Regions from separate parts of the Homo sapiens genome. Here all the other regions are linked to region 1. Evidence: read pairs that join two places in POLR2A ChIA-PET (ENCODE). Cell type or tissue: MCF 10A. All regions are shown on one strand. Links, peaks and the distances in the headings refer to the core of each region. The heading gives the core; the rest is flanking DNA.

Region 1 (8,085 bases), core at 2,509-6,508:
GCATCAACAAGCGGGGCAAAGAGCTAGCCCAGTCAACCTACGATGGGCCCCATTCAAGGGGCACAGAGGGACAGAGGGACAGAAGGCTGAAGACTGGCTGGCTGGGGTGCAGCGATGCTACAGAACGCCCCATGGGACTTGGCATGAATAGGAAGCGTGGCCAGGTCAGTGGGCCTCCCCTGTGATGCTCCTTTATCCAGCCCTTCACCAGGCCTGTCCCTGGGTCTCATGCCCTCTGCCATTGGCTAGAAAACTCAGCCAGTGACTGCCACCTGAGAAAGGAAGAAGAGGGATGTGGGCATAGAACAGCCACCCTCCTTGCCCTGCCCTGCCCAGCCCAGCCCACTGGGATCTGCTCTTCCTCTGAGCTCCCCAGCCTGGGCCATGGTGGTGCACAACTGCAGAGGGCACCATTCACATTCCCTGTGCGGGCAGAGTCCACGCCTGCTGCTGGGCAAGAGCACATCCGGCTGGTTTTATTCAGTATCTGGGTGTGAGTTTGTCTTACTACCTTGGCTAGACCAAACTCCTGGAGGGATGGGACATGTTTCTAAATCTTTTTATATACCAAACCACCTAACACTAGCCCAGCTTGATAAATCTTTGCTGATGGATGGGCAACCCAGACATGGAGTCATCTGCCCTGAATTGCAGAAAACCGGGCCATTGAAGCTCACAAGAACACGTATTCTAGAGAGCTCTGCAAACCTGCTTCTGCCCAGCTTTGGCATCTGGGGTTAGCATTAGCCGTTTAGAAATGTGACCTTTTATGACACAGGGCATCTCCCAGCAGTTGCATGATGTGACCAGGGTGGCTTTCTGCCTCTGCTACTTGTGTCAGTTTCTTCCTCCCTAAAAGGGTTCAGTAATGAGTGGGGATTTCATGAGCCATAGGCAGAACTGACTCTGCAGAGCTCGGAGTGGGGTTTGGATTAACCACAGTCATCACCACTGTTTATGCAGCTTTGCAGCCAGCCAAGGCTCAAATTTCTCCCAGAGGCCCACAATATTTCTCTGTGTGATTCTTTTGAAGCATGAGGCCTCAAACCCATACTTAAATACTTCTCCTCTAACGTAAGCTTTGGCGTAGCTAGATGATACTTCACTGAGCCTCCCAAGCCTGCCTACCTTCCATCTGGCCACTAACACTCAGTAAGAAAACTTTGAGCACTTTCAGACACTTTCAGGGTAGACTTGTCTAAGTGCTGGGCTGCCCTGCTGGAATCAACTGGAAATGAATGTTAAAAAAAAAAAAAGAAAGAAAAAAAAGAAAGAAAGAAAAACATTGAAATAAGAAAGAAAAACATTGAAATGAGAAATAGAGGATATGGTTTGGCTGTGTCCCCACCCAAAACTCATCTTGAATTCCCACGTGCTATGGGAGGGACCCGGTGGGAGGTAATTGAATCATGGGGGCGGGGCTTTCCCATGCTATTCTCATCATAGTGAGTAAGTCTCATGAGATCTGATGGTTTTATAAAGGGGAGTTTCCCTGCACAAGCTCTCTTCTCTTGTCTGCTGCCATGTGAGACTGCCTTTTACCTTCTGCCACGATTGTGAGGCCTCCCCAGCCAGGTGGAACTGAAAGTCGATTAAACCTCTTCTGTAAATTGCCCAGTCTCGGGTATGTCTTTATCAGCAGCGTGATAACAAACTAATACAGAGGACTAGAATTTTTAGTCATTAGCTTGTGGGATGGCCATGAACAGATTATTTCTCTGTGCTCCATGTTGCCATTTGTAAAATACAGGAGAGGAACAGGAGGAGGGTGTCCCTGCCCCACTGCCCACAGGATACCTGTCCTGAGCCATATGTCCCTCTGGGGGTAAGAACTGGGGAGGGCGGGATGGGGGAGGCGTGTGCAGAGCCTCCAGCTTTTTCCTGGCTGAGGCTGAGGTGTCACCTGTGGACACAGGTCAGAGGTAGTTAGGTTTTTCAGTGTAGAGACTGAGCTTGGAATTGTTCTCACAGCACAGTCTCCAAGCCCTCTGGTTCCTAAACTAATTACCCAGATTAATGAATTGATTCTTTGATTCCAAGAACACTTTGTGGCAAAAACATGAATTCAAAATGTCTGGGGGTTAGAGAGGCAGCTTTTGTATGTATGTATGTATGTATGTATGTATGTATGTATGTATGCATGTATGTATGTATGTATTTTGAAACGGAGTCTTGCTCTGTCGCCAGGCTGAAGTGCAGTGGCACGATCTTGGCTCACTGCAACCTCTGCCTCCCGGATTCAAGCGATTCTCCTGGAGAGGCAGCTTTTAGTGTCTCTAGCTTGTTAGGAGAGCAGGAGGGCTGCGCGGGCAGAGGGCATTGAGCACTTTGCCAGGAGGTGTGGGTCTGAGTTCAGTTCCAGTTCCACCCTCAACTCACAGAGTGAGCTTGAGTCAGTTCTTCCGCCTCTTAGGGCCTCAGTCTCCCCATCTGTGCAATGCAGGGGTAGACTAGGGAAGCCCCAGGCTCACTTCCAGGTCTGAGGTTTGAGGATCTTCTCCATTAGGCTGTTTTCTTTCCTTCCTCATCCCCTCAGTCTTCTAATTTTTTCCCCAGTCTTGCAGATGGGAGACCAATATTCTTTTTCTGGTTGATCTTGGCTATTTCATTGATGCAGGCCATAGGTTTCCTAATGGACAATGAGAGAGTTTGACTAGGAGTGTCTACAGGTTCACCCAGTTCTGGGGCTCTGGGCTTCCTGAAATTCCATGGTATAAAGGTGTACAGCCGGGTGGTGCCTGACGGTCTGGGCTGGGGGCCCTCCCTTCACCCCTTCATTGTAGGGGACTTACCTTCACCCTTACATCATAGGGAACTTACCTTTCAGGTGCCCCAGTTGCTGCCTCACCTACTGATCCACCAGATTTCTCAAGAGGGCCTTGGAAATGGCTTAGACAGAGGCCCATAGGCGGAATCTGTTGTGATGGCTTTTTAAAGTATCACCCTGATTGAGTAGCAGTCTCCATTTATTCAATTAAACACTAATCTAAGTGTTGCTGTGAAGGTATTTTGTAGACATGATTAAAGTCCATTATCAGTTGATTTAAGTAAAATGGATTATTCTAGATCATCTGGGGCATATAATTTCTTCTTCCCTGTAGAAGAAGAAACTCTACCTGTAACAGCAGCTTCAGCCACACCCCAAAGTCCCAGCCTGCCCTTCCCTGAGGCCTGCCCTTCCCTGAGGCCTGCCCTAGGAATTTCAGACTCACCCAGCCAGCCCCCACAACTGTGGAAGCCAATTTCTTGCAAGAATCTCTTAGTGCATACCTCTTACTGGTTCTGTTTCTCTGGTTGAACCCTGACCAATATACTGTTGGATCAGACATAGTGGGTAAGGCACACCTCTGGTCTGATCCTTAGGCTCCGTATTATTTCTGAAAAATATGAAACACATCTCCCTAGTTCTCTAGTCCAGGCTGTAATGATCTTGACCATATGTGTCAAACATTTCCTAACTGAGCGGAATACATTTGCCCCTACTATCCCTGCCACATTCAGGACAAGGTCAAATGAGGCTTCTGAGTGATTTTGCCTTCGGTGGGTTTTTAATACCTCACAAGTACTTGATCTTGGGATTCTTTGTACACTGAGTTTACCCCACATTGCTTTTAATGGTAGGATCTTCTAAATACTTACTACTGAGAGTGAAATATTCTACCACCCCTCACCATTCAATTTAATAGCTACTGCTGAACATCTAAAATCAAGACAAATAACCAAGCATAACCAAGTTTGTGAGTCTCCAGGGAACTTAAAGATCCTGTGTGTGTAAGCGACAGCAACCCTGCACAATAGGAGAGTGGGCAGAGTCCTGGGCTGAAAAGGGGATCTCAGCGAGTGAAATCAAAGAAACCAGAATCCTTGGCGTTTTTGTTTTCAAGATCTCAGCTTTTCAGCATCTCTCTCTTCATCCTAAAAATAGATTTGCCAAACACCCGGACTATAATGTTTAAAAATAATAAATAATGCAGTTTCCATTGACATTTGTCCCTACTGGGTGCACAGATGATGGGCACGATATGTTAACCTCTGGTGTTTAGCTCATAAAATGGAGAATATTGTCCTCTGAAGTCCAAGAGAAGCATAACAAGCCCAGCAGACCCTTCTGCCAGGGGTTGAGGAACTAGATGTGGGCTGGTTGGGGAAGGAGGGAGTTCCAGACACCAAGAACAATGGATGTCAGTGACAACTACATAGAAGAGGTCAAAGTCTGCCCTAGTCTTCTGCTTCCGGACAATCCCAGGCCACCAAGTTTGGGGCTTGCTGAATTACAGAGAGCATGAGAATCTGGAAGAGGCCCCAGCCTCTCTGGCATGCAGCCATGAAAGAGGGCTGGGCCAGCGTGTTGGGGAACTGGCTCGGCCCTTGCCTGCAGAGTGTAGCTTTCCTCTCTTCTCTCGGTGCATCCATTTTCTTCTGGCCTCTGACCTGTGCTGACAGTAAGAGCTTCATAAAGCCGCTTTCTGTTGCTCATCCCAGCACCCAGCCCTGGACCTGGGCAGCTGCCAAGGGCCTGTATGGGCCTGGCAGGTGGGCATTTGCCCAGGCTGCCAAGTGGTGAGGAGTGCCCAGCCTCTTTGCTGGCATCTTGCCAAGCACTGTGGTACTGACTCATCTTTCTCTTTCACAGCTTAGGGCCAGGCAAGAAGCATTCAGTTCAGATCAGGGAAGAGCATGGGGCCCTTGGACATCCTCAGGTATCTTGCAGAGTGAGCCTCTTCTCTGGAGACTTTGCAGCAGGTCCTAGCTTTGCCTGCTCTACCCATCATGGTAACCACAGCCTGGTGTGTCTGGAAAACTGCTAGTTCAGCATGGTGCAGCTCGGATGGCCTTGGGGTGTGGTGGGCCATGAAACTGAAGGGCAGTGTGGGAGTCGGGGGCACACTCACAATATAAATTTGCAACTGGGACGATATTTTGGAAAAATATTAATGTGCTTTTTCTCTTTTACTTTTCTGAATATCTGACATTCTCTCTATCTGCCTAAGGCATTCATTTACATGGAGAGATTAAGATTGTTCTAAAATACTTACCAAAACAACAAAAACATTATTATTCACCTTTTGACTTTCAAAATAAGAGTTTTATAGTTTTTTGATATATAATTGAAATACAATAAACTGAATATATTGAAAGTGTACAATCTGATGAGTTTCAACGTAAGTGAAATGGCCATCACAATCAAAATAATGAACATATCCTCACCTCCAAAAGTTTCCTGGCTCCCCAACTCGGTTCTCAGGCAAGCACTGATTTGCTCTCTGTTACTACAGATTAATTTGCATTTTCTAGAATTTTATATAAGTGGAATCATACAGTATTTACACATTTTGTCTGGTTTCTTTCACTCTGCATAATTATTTTCAGACTCATTTTTATTGCTGCAGGAATTGATAGTTCCCTCCTTTTTATTGCTGTGTAAAATTCCATTGTATGATACAGTGCAATTTGTTTATTTACCAGTTGATGGGCCTTTGGTTGTTTCCAGTTTTTGGCTGCTACAAATAAAGCTGCTATGAACGTTTGTGTGCATGTCTTTGTGCGGACATATGCTTTCATTTCTCTTGGGAAAATACCTAGGAGTGTAATGTCGGTGTCACCTCATAGATGTATTTTTATTGTTTTAAGAAATTGGCTGTTCCAAAAAGTAGTTGCACCATTTTATACTCCCACTAACAGGGTGAGTTCCAGTTGCTCCATATCTTCACCAACACTTAATATGGCCAGTCTATACTTTTAACCATTCTAGTAGGTGCATATAAGGTAATATGGTTTGGATCTGTGTCCCTGCCCAAATCTCATGTTGAATTGTAGTGTTGGAAGTGGGGCCTACTGGGAAATGATTGGATCATGGGGCTGGTTTCCAACGGTTTAGCACCATCTCCTTGGTGCTGTCTTGTGATAGAGTTCTCGTGAGGTCTAGTTGTTTAAAAGTGTGTAGCACCTCCCCCTGCTTCCTCCTGCTCCAGCCATGTAAGATGTGCCTGCTTCCCCTTTGCCTTCCGCCATGATTGTAAGTTTCCTGAGGCCTCTCCAGGAGCAGATGCTGCCATGCTTCCTGTACAGCCTGCAGAATTGTCAGCCAATTAAACATAGTTTCTTTATAAATTACTCAATCTCAGGCATTTCTTTATAGTAATGCGAGAATGGACTAATACATAAGGATAGCTTATTTTGATTGCAATTTGCACTTTCCTAGTGACTAATGACACTAAGATTTGTAGCAAGACATACCCAAGCTAGCCTGGCTATTGCTTGGAGGGATTTTCTAAATTCCTTTGTACTGAAGCAAAATAACACAGTGGTTAAAATATGGGCTTGGCGCGTGCATGATGACATATTTATTCATTGCAGCATTGTTTGTAATAGCAGGAAAATGAAAAAACCTGTGTCCATTAATGGACTATGTCAGATAGACTATGGTGTTATATTAGTCAGGATTTTTCAGAGAAACAGTGAAAGTGTGTATGTGTGTGTTGTGTATTTTTGAAGAAATTTATTTTAAGAGATTGGCTCACATGATTGTGGAAGTTTGCCAAGCCAAAAATCTAATGGGGGAGGCCAGTGGGCTGGAAATGCAGGAAACAGTTGCAGTTTGACTTTAAAGGCACTGAGCCTGGAGATACATGAAAGAGCTGATATTGCAATTCAAGTCTGAAAGCAGTCTGTGGCAGAATTCCCTCTTAATTGGGGAAGGTCAACTTTTTGTTCTACTGAGACCTTCAAGTAATTGGATGAGGCCCATTTGTGTTGTGAAAGGCAATCTACCTACTCAGAGTTCACTGATTTAAATGTAAGTTTCATCCAAAAGCATCTTCACAGAAACATCCAAAATAATGTCTGACCAAGTAGCTGGGCATTCTGTGGCCCAGCCAAGTTGACATAAAAATAACCAGGGCAGGCCAGGCACAGTGGCTCACACCTGTAATCCCAGCACTTTGGGAGGCCAAGGCAGGTGGATCACAAGGTCAAGAGATCGAGACCATCCTAGCCAACATGGTGAAACCCCATCTTTACTAAAAATACAAAAATTAGCCAGGTGTGGTAGCACATGCCTGTAATCTCAGCTACTTGGGAGGCTGAGACAGGAGAATCGCTTGAACCCGAGAGGCAGAGGTTGCAGTGAGCCGTGATTGCACCACTGCACTCCAGCCTGGTGACAGAGCGAGACTCTGTCTCAAAATAAATAAATAAAACAAAAAATAACCGGGGCTGGGCATGGTGGCTTATGCCTGTAATCCCAGCACTTTGGGAGGCCAAGGCAGGCAGATCACAAGGTCAGGAGATCGAGACCAGCCTGACCAACATGGTGACACCCCATCTCTACTAAAAATACAAAAAATTAGCCAGGCGTGGTGGTATGCACCTGTAACCCCAGCTACTCAGGAGGCTAAGGCAGGAGAATCACTTGAACCCAGGAGGCAAAGGTTGCAGTGAGCCACGAACCTGCCACTGCACTCCAGCCTGGGCAAAAGAGAGAAGCTCCATCTCAAAATAAATAAATAAATAAATAAATAAATAAATAAATAAATAACCATCATGGGTATGAGTGGAACACTATGCAGCCATTAAAAAGAAAAGTAGCTCTGCTAGGCACGGTGGCTCACGCCTGTAATCCCAGCACTTTGGGAGGCCGAGGTGGGTGGATCACCTGATGTGAGGAGTTCAAGACCAGCCTGGCCAACATGGTGAAACCCATCTCTACTAAAAACACAAAAATTAGCCAGGCATGGTGGCTGGTGCCTGTAATTCCAGCTACTTGGGAGGCTGAGGCAGGAGATTCGCTTGAACCTGGGAGGTGGAGGTTGCAGTGAGCTGAGATTGTGCCACTGCACTCCAGCCTGGGAGATAGAGCAAGATTTCATCTCAAAAAAAAAAGAAAGGTAGCTCTAAATGTACTAAGAACATAATATATATCTCCAAGATAAATTATTATTAAAAAAGCCAGATATAGAACAGTATATAAAATATGCTACCATTAAAAAATTTTTTTTAAATAATACAGTCATGCATTGCTTAATGATGGGCATACATTCTGAGAAATGTGTCATTAGGCAATTTCATTGTTGCATGAACATCATA
Region 2 (4,000 bases), core at 1-4,000, 150 kb after region 1:
CTTCCCACAGGTCAGCCTCAGTGCTCCCCTAGACTTGCTTCTCTGTGCTCTAGGCAAGGAAGGGGCCCCAATCATATCACATATGGTATTTCATGGAACCTCTGCAAAAGCCCTCTGGGGCAGGATATGAGAAACTCCATTTTACAGATGAGGAAACTGAGGCTGGGGTAGGTGAAGAATCGTGCTCACGATGACACAGGGAGGAAGCAATGAAGTCCGGATGTGATCCAGGTGGGCTAGACTCCGTGTCCTGTGCTCCTCCTGGCCTCCACAACACCTCTCCACTCCAGCCCGAGCCGGGACTAACCACGCCAGCTAGTTCTCGGTCCCACCTCAGCTGTGAAGCCCCAAGGTCTCAGGACTCAATAAAGGCAGGAAGGCCCAGGCCTTCAGGCTCAGGTGACTGCCTTACACAGGGAAGACAGGTGGGCCAGAGTGCCCACTGCATGCCCAGCCTCCAGACAAGATCTCTAAGAATGAACCTCATTCACGGGAGGTGGGGAGGGAGGCAGGGGGCTCTATGCCCTTTCTACAATTCCCTGAGCCCAAGACAACCAGTCACTGCTGCAGATTCACCCGAGGAGACTCAGGGGTGAGCTTCCTGGACTTTCCAGGCCTGACCCCAGGGAAACTCCTCCTGTGCTCTTCCCCCAGGCCCCAAGTCCCTTTCAGGGAGGAAGGTGGGGGGCAGGGCCTGAAGATCTCATGCAGCCCAAGCACGGCCCACAATCCCAGCCTGGCCCTCAGCCCCGCAGGCCCTGGCCAGCCTTGAGGTCTTGCCGCCCGGACCCTCCCCGATACCCCATCCTGGAAGAGATATGGTCACCATCACAGCAGCACTGCACCCTGCGGTTTTCTCTGGGAGAAGCTGGAATGACACCAGCCTCTAGGAAGGTCTCAGAGGCTCCTGAAACGCCCCACAACCTCGGGCCCTGCAAGCCCAAACCTGACCATCATATTCGCCTGGAACACTACAGATAAGATGGGCCTTCCAAGGCCTCGGACAGTTTCCTGGGCAGCAGGGATGACAGGAAGCTACTGGAGGTAGAGTCAATGCCACTCTGACACAATCAAGTCCCCAACCAGGTAAGGTCCCTGGAGCATCAGCGGCCACCACTGGTATTGGTAGCATGGGAACAGCAGGGCCAGGGCCCAAGTTCTAAAGGGCTTTCTGGGACCCAGTTCATGACAAATGCCATAGTTGGCCACGAGCTCCTCGGCCCTCCAGAAGTTCCTCCAACCTCCCCACATCCCACCCTGGCAGACGTGCAATCCTCACCGTACGCATCCCAGGCCAGGCGCCAGAGTTCTGTCTCTCAGCCTGCTGAGTAGCACAGAAGATCCACAGAGAGAGCCAGGCAGCCCCACGTGGAAATGACTATGAACTCAAGCTCACGCCACCGTGGGGAAGAGTTCCCTGAACACCTTTGGAGATCCATGGTGCACACGAGTGGTCCTAGAGCAGGACTGGCAGCCTTTGCAGCTCCCTCAGGGAGACCCCCTGCCCTGACACTTCCCATGGCCAGAAGGCAGCCCCACAGGTTTGGAGCTCCATAAAATGTCCTGCCTTACAGCCCAGGCTCCTAGTTCGATACTGCTGTATCGTGGGACTCTGGGACAAAACCCTTCCTGTGGGGAGACGTGACAGGTGCTGAATCGCGAATCCCGTTCATTGTCACTGCAGAGACCACCTCTCTCGTCTGGTTCCAGTAACAGCCACCCTCTCTTACAGGAATCCCCTGGACCAGATATGGAACTCTCACCACTGCACAGGGCTACGCACACAGCAGGTACCCAGGATCTGGGCTTTAGATCTGGTCAAGCCAGATAGGTCTCATGAAGCCCTCAGAACTTGAGGCAGCAGAGCACAGGCAGGCCCCCAGATACCCACCAGTCACACGACACAGCCACAAGAGGCCATGCACACCCAAAAGCATTGCCTCACCTCTGCCTCTCAGCCCCTTCCCCCTATGTCACAGATGGGTTCACTGAGACCAAGAGAGGCCTCTGTACACAGTCACTCGAGAGAGAGGAGGCAGGGCCAAGACAGAAAGCCAGGCCCCTGAGCCCCGGCTGTGTCTTGCTGCACTCTCTGCCTCGTGCCGGCCCCCAGAGGGCTTGCAGTGGATCAAGGTTGGTTGGGTGAGTCTCAGGGGAGGACCCGTGGCCCTGGCACCATGACTCAGCTGATGAGTGGACTGATCAACATGCCCGCCTTCCCCACTGCCCCAACCTGCCCGCCACAGCCTTCATTCCTGCTGCTGAGCGGACCTCGGGCAGGTGCCAGGACTCTTGGGTGTGTGTGCGGAGAACATCATACAGCCCCAGCCCTGGCCCAACGTCACCCAGGCACCTCTGTCCACTCCAGCTCCCACAAGGAGCTCGAATCCACCCCTCAAGCAGCCTGCCCTGCCCTCCACTGGCCTTGCCCATCCCACCGATGACCCCTTGGGCAACCAACTCTCCTTCGAGTCCCAAGAAAGAATACTGGCAGAGAAATGTGAGCCCCCAACAAGTCCTTCAGTGCCACCTCTGCCCTTCCCAGGATAAGGTCTCTCTGTAACCATGTGGCTCTCAGAACTGAGGACAGGAAGAACGACCCTTTGGCAGAGGAGGAAACTGAGGCCCAGAGAGGCAATGGCCTGCCACAGCCAAACAGTCGGGGCTCAGCTGAACCAGGAAGGCCAGGTGACCTGACTGCCCGTCTCTGTAGGAATAACTCCCACAGATTTCCAAGGCCAAGGCCATGATGGATGTCAGAGCCACAGTGAAAAAGAGAAAAGGCCACCAGCAGAGGTGGGAGGCAGAAAGGAAGCTGGTGTCTGAAAAGGAAGCTGCAGCCAGGTAGTGACCAGGCCCCCCAAAACTGAGACTGCAGCCTGACAGGGGAAGGCAAGTCAGGAGTGCCCAGGCAAGGCCCAAATGCAGTGGCAACCTGTGCAGTAAGCACCCCCCCACCACACACACAGACACACACACACACAGACACACACACACAGAGACACACATATACACGGACACAGACACACACAGATACAAATATACACGGACGCAGACACACACAGACACATAAACACACAGACACACACACACACAGAGACACACGTACACACGGACACACACACGGACGCACACAAACACAAAGAGACAGACACATAGAGGGACACACACACGTACATGGACAAAGACACACAGATGCATGGACACACACACAGACACATGGAGACACACAGATATACACACAGACATACACACGCAGACACACACACACACAGACACACACACACACAGCATCTCATGGTGCTGCAACCCTCAGGTGAATCACTAGGCAGAGAGTTTTTCCCAGGGCTGACGGCCAGAGGAGGCCCATCCTCTACACAAAATTAGGCAGCCACGAAGCCATAAAAGCCAGGAGGTCAGAGACCCTTGAGGGGCTCCCAGTGGGGAGAGGAACCAGTGGCAGCCTCGGGAAGCCCCGAGCGCAGCAGGAGAGGTCGCTGGGCAAGTGACTGAGTGCAGGAGCAGGTCCAGCCGCCGCCTGTTCTGCTCTCCTGACTCAATGGCCCCAAGACCCAAGATTTCCCACGGCACACCCCCCTTGCCCCATAAGCTTGCCCCCACCCTTACAGGCCCTGCCAAAAAGCAGGACACTTGCCAGGGGAGGCTCAGGCCACCCCTCCCCGAGATCCCCACAGTACTGACCACAGGCAAGCTGACCCGGTGCACCTGTCTCAGGAATGCCAGGGACCTTCTCACACTGTCTCTCCACCTAAATGAAAGCTTCCTGAGGGCGGGCAAAAGCAGTAACATCACAGGTAAAGCTCACTCTTCCAGGGGAAGCGATGGCGTGGGCCCCATGACCACCTGCAGCTGGATAAGACAGTTGCTGAAGTAGCCCCAAGCCCAGGGTCTTGCCTCTGCGGCCTCACCTCTACAACCTGCACCCCAAACATACCTCCTTGTGGTGAGGGGCATACACACATCAGCCTTCCCCTGGAGC
Region 3 (8,085 bases), core at 2,459-6,458, 420 kb before region 1:
AACTTTTCTGTAAATCTAAAACTATTCAAAAATTTAAAAGTTATTTACAAAACTTAGGAGAATCAAAGGAAAAGCAACGTGAGCCTTAAAATATATTATTTGACTTCACTGGAGAGAAAGAGAGCTGTATAAGACTTACATAAAAGGGACCAGCAGTATATGCTTTGGAGTTCATGGACAAAGTTACATAAACCTATGTGCTGGCAAAGAGAATAAAAGTTTCCCAAAGTATCTTGCACATGAGTATTATTCTCTACCTATGGGTGAATGGAGGCTTTTAGGAGGAAGGATAACAGCAGCTGATATTTATTGAAAGACTCTGTTTAAAGAACTTTAAAGTTCCAGAACTTTAAAGGCAGGATCTCTTTTAAACCTCACAACCATCTTACAAGGTAAATGCTATTATTGTCTCTCCAGAAAAAAAAGGACATTGGTTACATAGAGTGAGTTTAAGTAACTTACTCTAGGTCTACACAGCTAGGAAAAATGAGTTGGGACTTGAACAAAGATGGCTGGTGCCTGAGTCACATACACCATGATACTCTTCTGTTTCTCAAAAAGCCATCCACTTCCCCAGGATCTGAGCCACCTCTATGTTCTGGCTCCCAGCTAGGCCCTAAGGATACAGTGAGAAGCCAAACAAATATGGTATACTAGATACATGTTTTCAGTCTTTATTTCATTTGCTCCTCATAATAATTTAGAGATGCAAGTGGAAATACTATTCTTATTCCCATGTTATAGTGAAGAAAAGTGAGACCCAGGATGCCAAGCAACTTGGCAGAAGCTAATGATGGGGAAATAGGGTGGGGGGTTGGGCCGAAAGTCTACCACTGAATTCCCTGAGCTCCTAGCTTTCTGTTTGTGATAATCCTCCAATCTGGTTGATTACTAGTGTGCTCCATCCCTGCCTTTAAGCTTCATTGATATTTCACAGTGAAGAGAATTTTGAGCAGGACTTGGATCTGCAGAAGGAGCCACCCTGAATGAGTGAAAATTTGGTTTGCAGAGGAAACCTAGAGACCAAGGAGGCTGAGCCATTGAGATATGCAATGTGAGCCCTCCTGGGAGAAGACTGGGGTCCTGATGAGGTGAGTTCCTGGTGGGACTCTTACATCTGTCCTGTCCACACAGATGTACACAAGCCTGCTTCCTGAATCATGTTCAACAAAGAAATGCAAAGAAATGCAACAAAGAAACCCAAAGAAATGCAGCACTTTACCTCCCAAATGCTGCGGGTGCTTCCCCTGAGTATTTTTAAGGTCTTGTTTGGCAAAGAGACTGTGCTGGTTTCTAGAGATCAATGAGCTGATGGTCATGCAGGAGGCACTCAGCATTTCTGACTGGCATCCTAGCCAATGTCAGAAAGTCAAGGTAAGGGAGGTCATGGAGTCCTGGTGTAAGGGAGTCTTTATTATTCCACTTGGTTATTAAGCATACAATTGTAAACTTTCTCTACACTTTTATTAGGTTGGTGCAAAAGTAATTGAGATTTTTGCCATAATGGCAAAAATCTCAATTACTTTTGCACCAACCTCATATAATACAAAGATTAATTGATAATATGAAAAAATATTTTGAATAGTTGTGTTACTTCAATTATATTTGCTTATTTGTGAGTGGAGTGCATTTATTCTTCATCCTTACGACTAATTAGGACTTAGATGAGTGACTGCCATTCATTTATTTATTCATTCATTCAGAAACATTTACTAAGCACCTATTGAGTGCTGGATATGGAAATGTAGGAAAAGGCAGAGTAACTAAGATGCAATTTCTGTCTTCAAGAAGTTTACAAGTAGAGGCGCTCCCAGACATGTAGAGAAAAAAGTGCAATACAGAGAAAACAGGGCAAGAATCATCATGTGCCCCCAGGTACAAGGGGCCTTAAAAGAGAGAGGGAACAGCTTGGCTTGGGGAAATCACACAGAGTTTCATAGAGAATAAGATGCTTCTGTTGAATTTGAAAGAAGAGTGAGTTTTCCAAAAGGACTAGGGGAGAAAGGTCATTCCAAGATAACTTTGCTGAGGATCAAATGTAGCATATGAGTTGCAGAAATACGGGCAAGAATGGCCTGTGGATTAAGATACTTGTTCACTAATCATAAACTCAAGGACAGAGAAAATGTGGGGCATCTGGCTGTGTACACAGAGCAAGGCCACAGCCCAGACAAGACAAACAGCAGGTACAAAGGAGGCAAGGGAATGATGTGGTCCTGGGTGTTTTGGGAAACATTAGAGGCTTGGCCTGGAGGGAAATTGAGACAGGGGAGGAGAGACCTTAGGCTGGACAGGTCAGCCATATATCAGATGTAGTCTTAAATGCCTGATTTGGGTTCCATATCATACTGAAAAGTAAGCTCACTTACCCATCAAAAGAGACCTGCAGACCACAGAAACTATCAGCAAATATCACTGGAGAAACAAAATCACAGGCTCCTATTGTCTGGAGCCATTGCACTGGACAGTCCCTGGGTTTGAATCAGAAAGAGAAGGAGCAGCAGATTTGAAGGGCATTGAAAATCCTGCAACAATCACCTTAACAATCGCCATGAAACTCTAGTCTCCAGAACTCAGATCTTCAGGGCTGGGCCTCGAGTTACAAGCGTCAGGTAGAAGGGACCTGTTTTTACCAACCCCACATCCTGGCTAGGGAAGTGAGAGTAGCACATGAAGGAAAAGAGATAGAAGACTTCAGGTCCCGGTGCCACCAACTCTGCAGTGGGGGATGAGAGAAAGACAGAATGGGAAAAGCAGGCACAGTTGGAGGAACATCTCCAGCCCTGGCTTCTGAGAAAAACAAGATTCTAACTAATAGTAATCACTACTCCATTTTCACCAAAAGTAGAGAATTCCCCATTTTAGAGATTTTTAGCCTTTTTTTTTTTTTGGAGTCAAAAATGTGTATGGCATTTTATGAAAGTTCTGTATCTCCGGAATACACAGATCTGTGTATAATATTCCACAAATAGAGTTTATGAACCCACTAAAATCAATGGGATCCAAAAACTCTAGTTGAGCCCTTTGCTCTGAATCCAATGCTTTTAGGGCTCTCGTGGGCTACTCCTGGAACAAGGAATAAGCAAAATTGTGAGCCAGCTCAGTCCTCCGAGTTACATCCCCAACAACAGGTGAGGCCTATGAAGCCACTTCTTTTTTTTTTTTTTGAGACCTGGTCTCGCTCTGTCACCCAGGCTGGAGTGCAGTGGTGCAATCTCAGCTCACTGCAACCTCCACCTCCTGAGTTCAAGCGATTGTCCTGCCTCAGCCTCCCAAGTAGCTGGGATTACAGGTGCCTGCCACCATGCCCGGCTAATTTTTTATATTTTTAGTAGAGACGGGGTTTCACCACATTAGCCAGGACAGTGTCGATCTCCTGACCTTGTGATCCGCCTGCTTCGGCCTCCCAAAGTGCTGGGATTACAGGCGTGAGCCACCGCGCCCGACCGAAGCCACTTCTTTACAGGTGTTCGACCACCATGCTTGTTGTATAGAGGCCTTAAAGTTTGCCCAGCTCTGAGTCTAAGTCCAGTCACCTCTACAGATGGTACATTCTGTTCTGGAGGCAGACAAAACTCAAACTGATAGCATTAGAATCATATCTTTTATCTCTCTGGGTACACCTAGGGTCTGAAATGTAGCACCATGTCAGTTTGCTCCCACCCTACACTGGGATCCCTATGACATTGCACTGAATCATCACTTCCCAGTAAAAGGATTTAAAACATTGCAAAATGAGGCTGGCTGAGTGAGGATCCCTGAAGCACTGTGTAACCTGCTGACATAACAGCTGGACTACAGCCCAGTGCATGGGCAAGGCCAACACGAACCCTTGACATCCTACCCCTGGGGGATGCTGAGCCTCCATCTGCCCTTTCTCTTCTTCTCCACATACCTTCTCACCTTCCCTTCCCTTAATATCTGACTGTTCTCAAAATTTGTTCTCTAATAATTACTTTTTCAGGCAAGAACGTAAAGCACTCAATCTTTTTATTGACTTATCCTGATCTCTGTGAGCCTAAAATTCCTGAGATTGAAACCCCCATGATACATCTCCTACTCTGCCAAATGCCCCCTCCTCCTGCAGACAAAGGAATGCCAGAAGTCCATCTACTTTTAGCCCAGTCCTCCAGACAACAAGTGCCCCATCTCAAGAAGCACTGGAGAATCCAGTCCTCTCATTCTCCTCACATACTACAAACCTGGAGTCATTGAATAAGCATCCCCTAATAGGCAAGAAAAAATTTCATTCCTAGTGGCAGTCAGCAGGAGGCAGAGGCTCTTCCAGTCTAATGACTTGCAAATCAAAAGCATGAAAACCAGAATGCACCTTTGAACCTCTTTCCCATCCAGCCTAGATGTCCTCATAATTTTCTCCCATAGCGTTCCTGGTATTTTTGCTACCAGAGCAATAACCTTCCCCATGCATTTTTTTACATGTTGGAGGAGGAGCTATCCAGTGATCTCAAAGCATATGTTTTTGATTCTCATAAGATTATGGATACCAAAGGAATAAAAATGGAAATCACTACTGCCAAGATATGAAAGAAACTTTGCATAGTAAAATAATTTAAACCTAACATTTGGACCCAATAAGGCAAACGCAATGTTTTTTCCATATTTTTGGAAAATGTGCATTTTCTTTACATTAAGTGGTACCAATAAAAAATAATGATTCTCACTCCGTTTATTTCTATAAGTTAGATTGGCTTATAGTTTTCCAGGACATGGTTTTCTATCAAGCTATATGGCAAACACCTGGGCATAAAATACACTCAGCTATTTACTTCCATGTGGGAAAAATGGGTCACCATTCCTTTCTTTTGAATCTAGAGCAAAGGTCAGCTGAAACCAGTTAGCATATTTAGTACTCAGTATCTGCCGAGAATGAGTGTTACATCAACAATTTGTGGTGATGGTGAGCAAGCCCAGGAAGTTCCTTACAGATAGGGAGGGCAAGTGCTTTCCAATTCCAGGCTCGGTGATTCTGCAATACATGCTGGTAAGAACATTTGACTCATCCTGGAACGGGATAAAGAAACACAGAAGACCAAATAATGAAGAAGGACTAGAAAACATTTTTGTACGTACTTCATATGTGAAGCTACTGCTCTGGGGGGAGATCCATCCAGTGAAAGCACGGGCCTGTAAATGCTAAAGAAGCAGTGGCCGAGGAGGATGAGGAGATGGGGAACTGGGGAAGTGGGGAGGAGGGATGGAGAAGGGAAACAGGAGAGAAAAGAAAGAGAGGGGAGACGAAAAATGGAAGAACGAGAAGAGATTAAATAATGGTTGAATATGGAACTCACATTGTTAGAGAGTCTTAGAAGATCTCCCTCCAGGGCTGAGGTGGTCAGAAAAACCAACGTCAGCCTGGAATGGCGGGGCGATCACTAAGCTCAGGCCAGGAGCCACAGCTCCACCACTGCTGTAACTCGCTGTACACAAGTTTCCAGCTACTGATGACTACCTTTTCTCACCAATGAAATGTGACAAATTCCCTCCTCACCCACCTCTGAGGCCTGTTGGAAGGCTCAAAACAAGAAGAATGCAAATGAGCTGTGATAGCTATAAAATATTCCACATGTGGAGTGTGAAAGGTGGATGGAGTGGAAGATGGTGAATTATTTCTTATTCCTTGGCTTAAGTCTCAGCTCTTTGTAAGTGTTCATGTTCTTGGTGGCTATGTATTCAGACTAAAATAAAATCACCTTCAATGCTTTGCCCACCAACAGTAGGAGCCCCAGCATCTCTGGCAATATATCAGAAGATTCTTAGGGTGGTTCTATTTGTCCCAGTTCCCTCTAGCTCCAATTTCCCATTCTTCCTGAATTCTTAACCCTGCTCCAGTTTCATCTTCTGCAGGTGTCGGAATTTCTCGGCCCATCACTGGAGCCTGCCTTAGTTTTTGCACGTTCCCCGCAGTACTACGGACACTAGCCTTGGCAGGTAGAGACTTTCCATGGGAATTTGAAGGTATAGGGTGGGGTTACACTGCATCACAACAACCAACCTAAAATTAAATGCCAGTGACTCCTTTTTTAACACCCCTTGCTTGTTAAAAACTCCTCACTGCCATCTCTTTGCAAAGAGCCCCAACCCACTGCCACCCAGATTGAATTCGTTTTCCTTCTCTTGTATCCCATCAAGCATCAGCCCCTCCACTTCTGTCACTCTTCTCCCTGCCCCTCTTGTTTGGTTCTGGCCTAGGGGAATCACATCTCCTGGGGAATTTTTTTTTAGATACCCATGCATAGACCAATCACATCAGAGGCTCTAAAGGTGGGGTACATGCATGCATATTTTTTTCAAAGCTCAGATGATTCTAATGCACAGCCAAGATTGGAAGCCATATCCAGTCTAGCTCAGTTAAGCCATGTCCTGGGGGGAAGCTCACCTTCCACACTCCAAAAAGTAATCAAAGTATTTAGCAGAACAAAAGACAATTCTCTCCCTCAGAGAATTGATGCCAGTTTTTTTTTTAAACTGAACATTACTTTCCCTGCCACAGTGTTATCTTAAGCAATTTGCCAATGATCCACACTTTATGATCCAGAGGTCAGGATCATTCTCCAATGTGAGCATTTCTTGGTGAATCCCTTGCTCTCCCGCCCTGGCTCATTTTCCTAGGTCACAGAGTAACAGCGTGGTCAGGGAAGAAACCAAGGAATCCACAAAGAGGAACGTGGTGTCTTTGTTGAGAGATTTTATGGCAGTTAGAAATCCAAACCGAACATTAGTTTGGAATAATGTTGACAGAAACATCCACAGCTGTGATGAAAACAAAACAAAGCTAAAAAGCAGCTCCATGGTGGTGGTGGAGTCTTGTTTTAAGAGTAGATAGAGTTATTTTTCTGAATATTTCTTTAAATTTCCAAATACATATGAGTTCCATCTTATTTTGTATCTAACCACTTATGTCATCAGCCTAATGTTGTATGTCCTTAGCAAGCCTCTCAACTTTTCTGAACTTATCTAAAATCAGAGGATTGGGCCTGGTGAGCTCTAAAGCTGTTACTGATTTCCTATGAGTGTATAATATCCCACCCCCTCCAACACACACACACCATTTTGTTTATTGATTTATAGTCTATGGGATGATGTTGCATATACGTCCTCTCCTTTGTCATCCTAACAGCCCTGGGAAGACGGTAAGCAGGGAAGGGATTATTATCCATTTTTCTAGCAAAGAAATCTCACATTCAGAGAGCACAGTGACTGGCCCAAGTACACATTGCCAGGACATGACAGAGCCATTGCTTTGAACACAGTCCTCTTACTCTGATTTAGGAACCCTTTCTACCTGTCATGCCTCATCTCTGCTGTCACCTTGCTACCACTGTCTCTCCTCATAAGCATATGCGTGCATGCGCGCATATGCACAAATGCACACACACGCACACACCCCTAACTCGCAGAGAGGCTACATTCCCCGTAAACAATGCCACTTGACAAGGATTGATCAAGAAAGAATGTTAGATGCCCAGGAACATCCATACCTTCTGTTTCCTGGGTGGAAGACAGAACGCAAGCCTGGCAACTATGACCCACTCGCAGACCTTTCTCCCCATTTCCCCTTCCATCCTGCTGTGCCCTCATGGACTCACCCCAGAGACTGCATATCTGCTCTCAGGACAGGTGCTGATGTCAGGCCCTGCCATAGTCTGAACAAGTCTATGTCACCTGCCCCTGGGGGAAAGCATTTTAGACTCTTTCTTTATTGGGGAAAGAAAGAGTAATTCATAACCTGATAGGATTAGGCCTAGTGCAGAGCTGCTAGAATGTTCACTAACTGTTGGGTTTCTGGATCTTGGAGCTAGAGGGCTTGGTGGAGGGCTAGCTTATCTCCCTGGCTTAGGAGAGTTCAGACCTGTCACAAGGCAGCAGCAACAGGAGAGACTGTGGGAGGCTGAGCCCTGCTGGAGCCCTCCCATTATGTGAGTCAGGCCCTGTGTCCTTCTATAGGGTCTTTCTGTGCTTGCCTGGGAGCAGAGCAATCCAGTCCCACCCACAAGGAAAACTGAGCCCTGCTGTCTTTGAAGCTCAGAGCTGGTGTAATGAGATTAAGAGTTCGTGGGAATTCCA

What was found. ChIA-PET counts read pairs that join two places held together with the same protein. Peaks named below come from ENCODE experiments on the same cell type or tissue, not always from the same donor. Only the 100,000 strongest peaks of a DNase experiment are listed, where the experiment ranks them.
Region 2: POLR2A ChIA-PET joins it to region 1 with 5 read pairs; 5 of 35 experiments call an interaction of 5 or more read pairs at or near these places.
Region 3: POLR2A ChIA-PET joins it to region 1 with 5 read pairs; 1 of 35 experiments calls an interaction of 5 or more read pairs at or near these places.

What each region holds. Positions count from the first base shown.
Region 1 is chr2:20,061,883-20,069,967 of GRCh38, forward strand. It overlaps LAPTM4A-DT (LAPTM4A divergent transcript), which reads left to right. Exons shown (of 5, transcript NR_187142.1): 2 at 1-164. Among named protein-coding and RNA genes, the nearest start is that of LAPTM4A-DT, 14 kb to the left of the region's middle. In MCF 10A, for the core only: no CTCF peak of the experiment used is centred there; DNase peaks (open chromatin) are centred at 4,509 and 6,269.
Region 2 is chr2:20,215,560-20,219,559 of GRCh38, forward strand. The region is part of intron 1 of SDC1 (syndecan 1); the gene reads right to left. Among named protein-coding and RNA genes, the nearest start is that of SDC1, 7.6 kb to the right of the region's middle. RefSeq lists an enhancer at 1-431. In MCF 10A, for the core only: no CTCF peak of the experiment used is centred there; a DNase peak (open chromatin) is centred at 2,192.
Region 3 is chr2:19,645,040-19,653,124 of GRCh38, forward strand. The region is part of intron 2 of LOC124905977; the gene reads right to left. Among named protein-coding and RNA genes, the nearest start is that of LINC01808, 180 kb to the left of the region's middle. In MCF 10A, for the core only: no CTCF peak of the experiment used is centred there; DNase peaks (open chromatin) are centred at 3,762 and 4,942.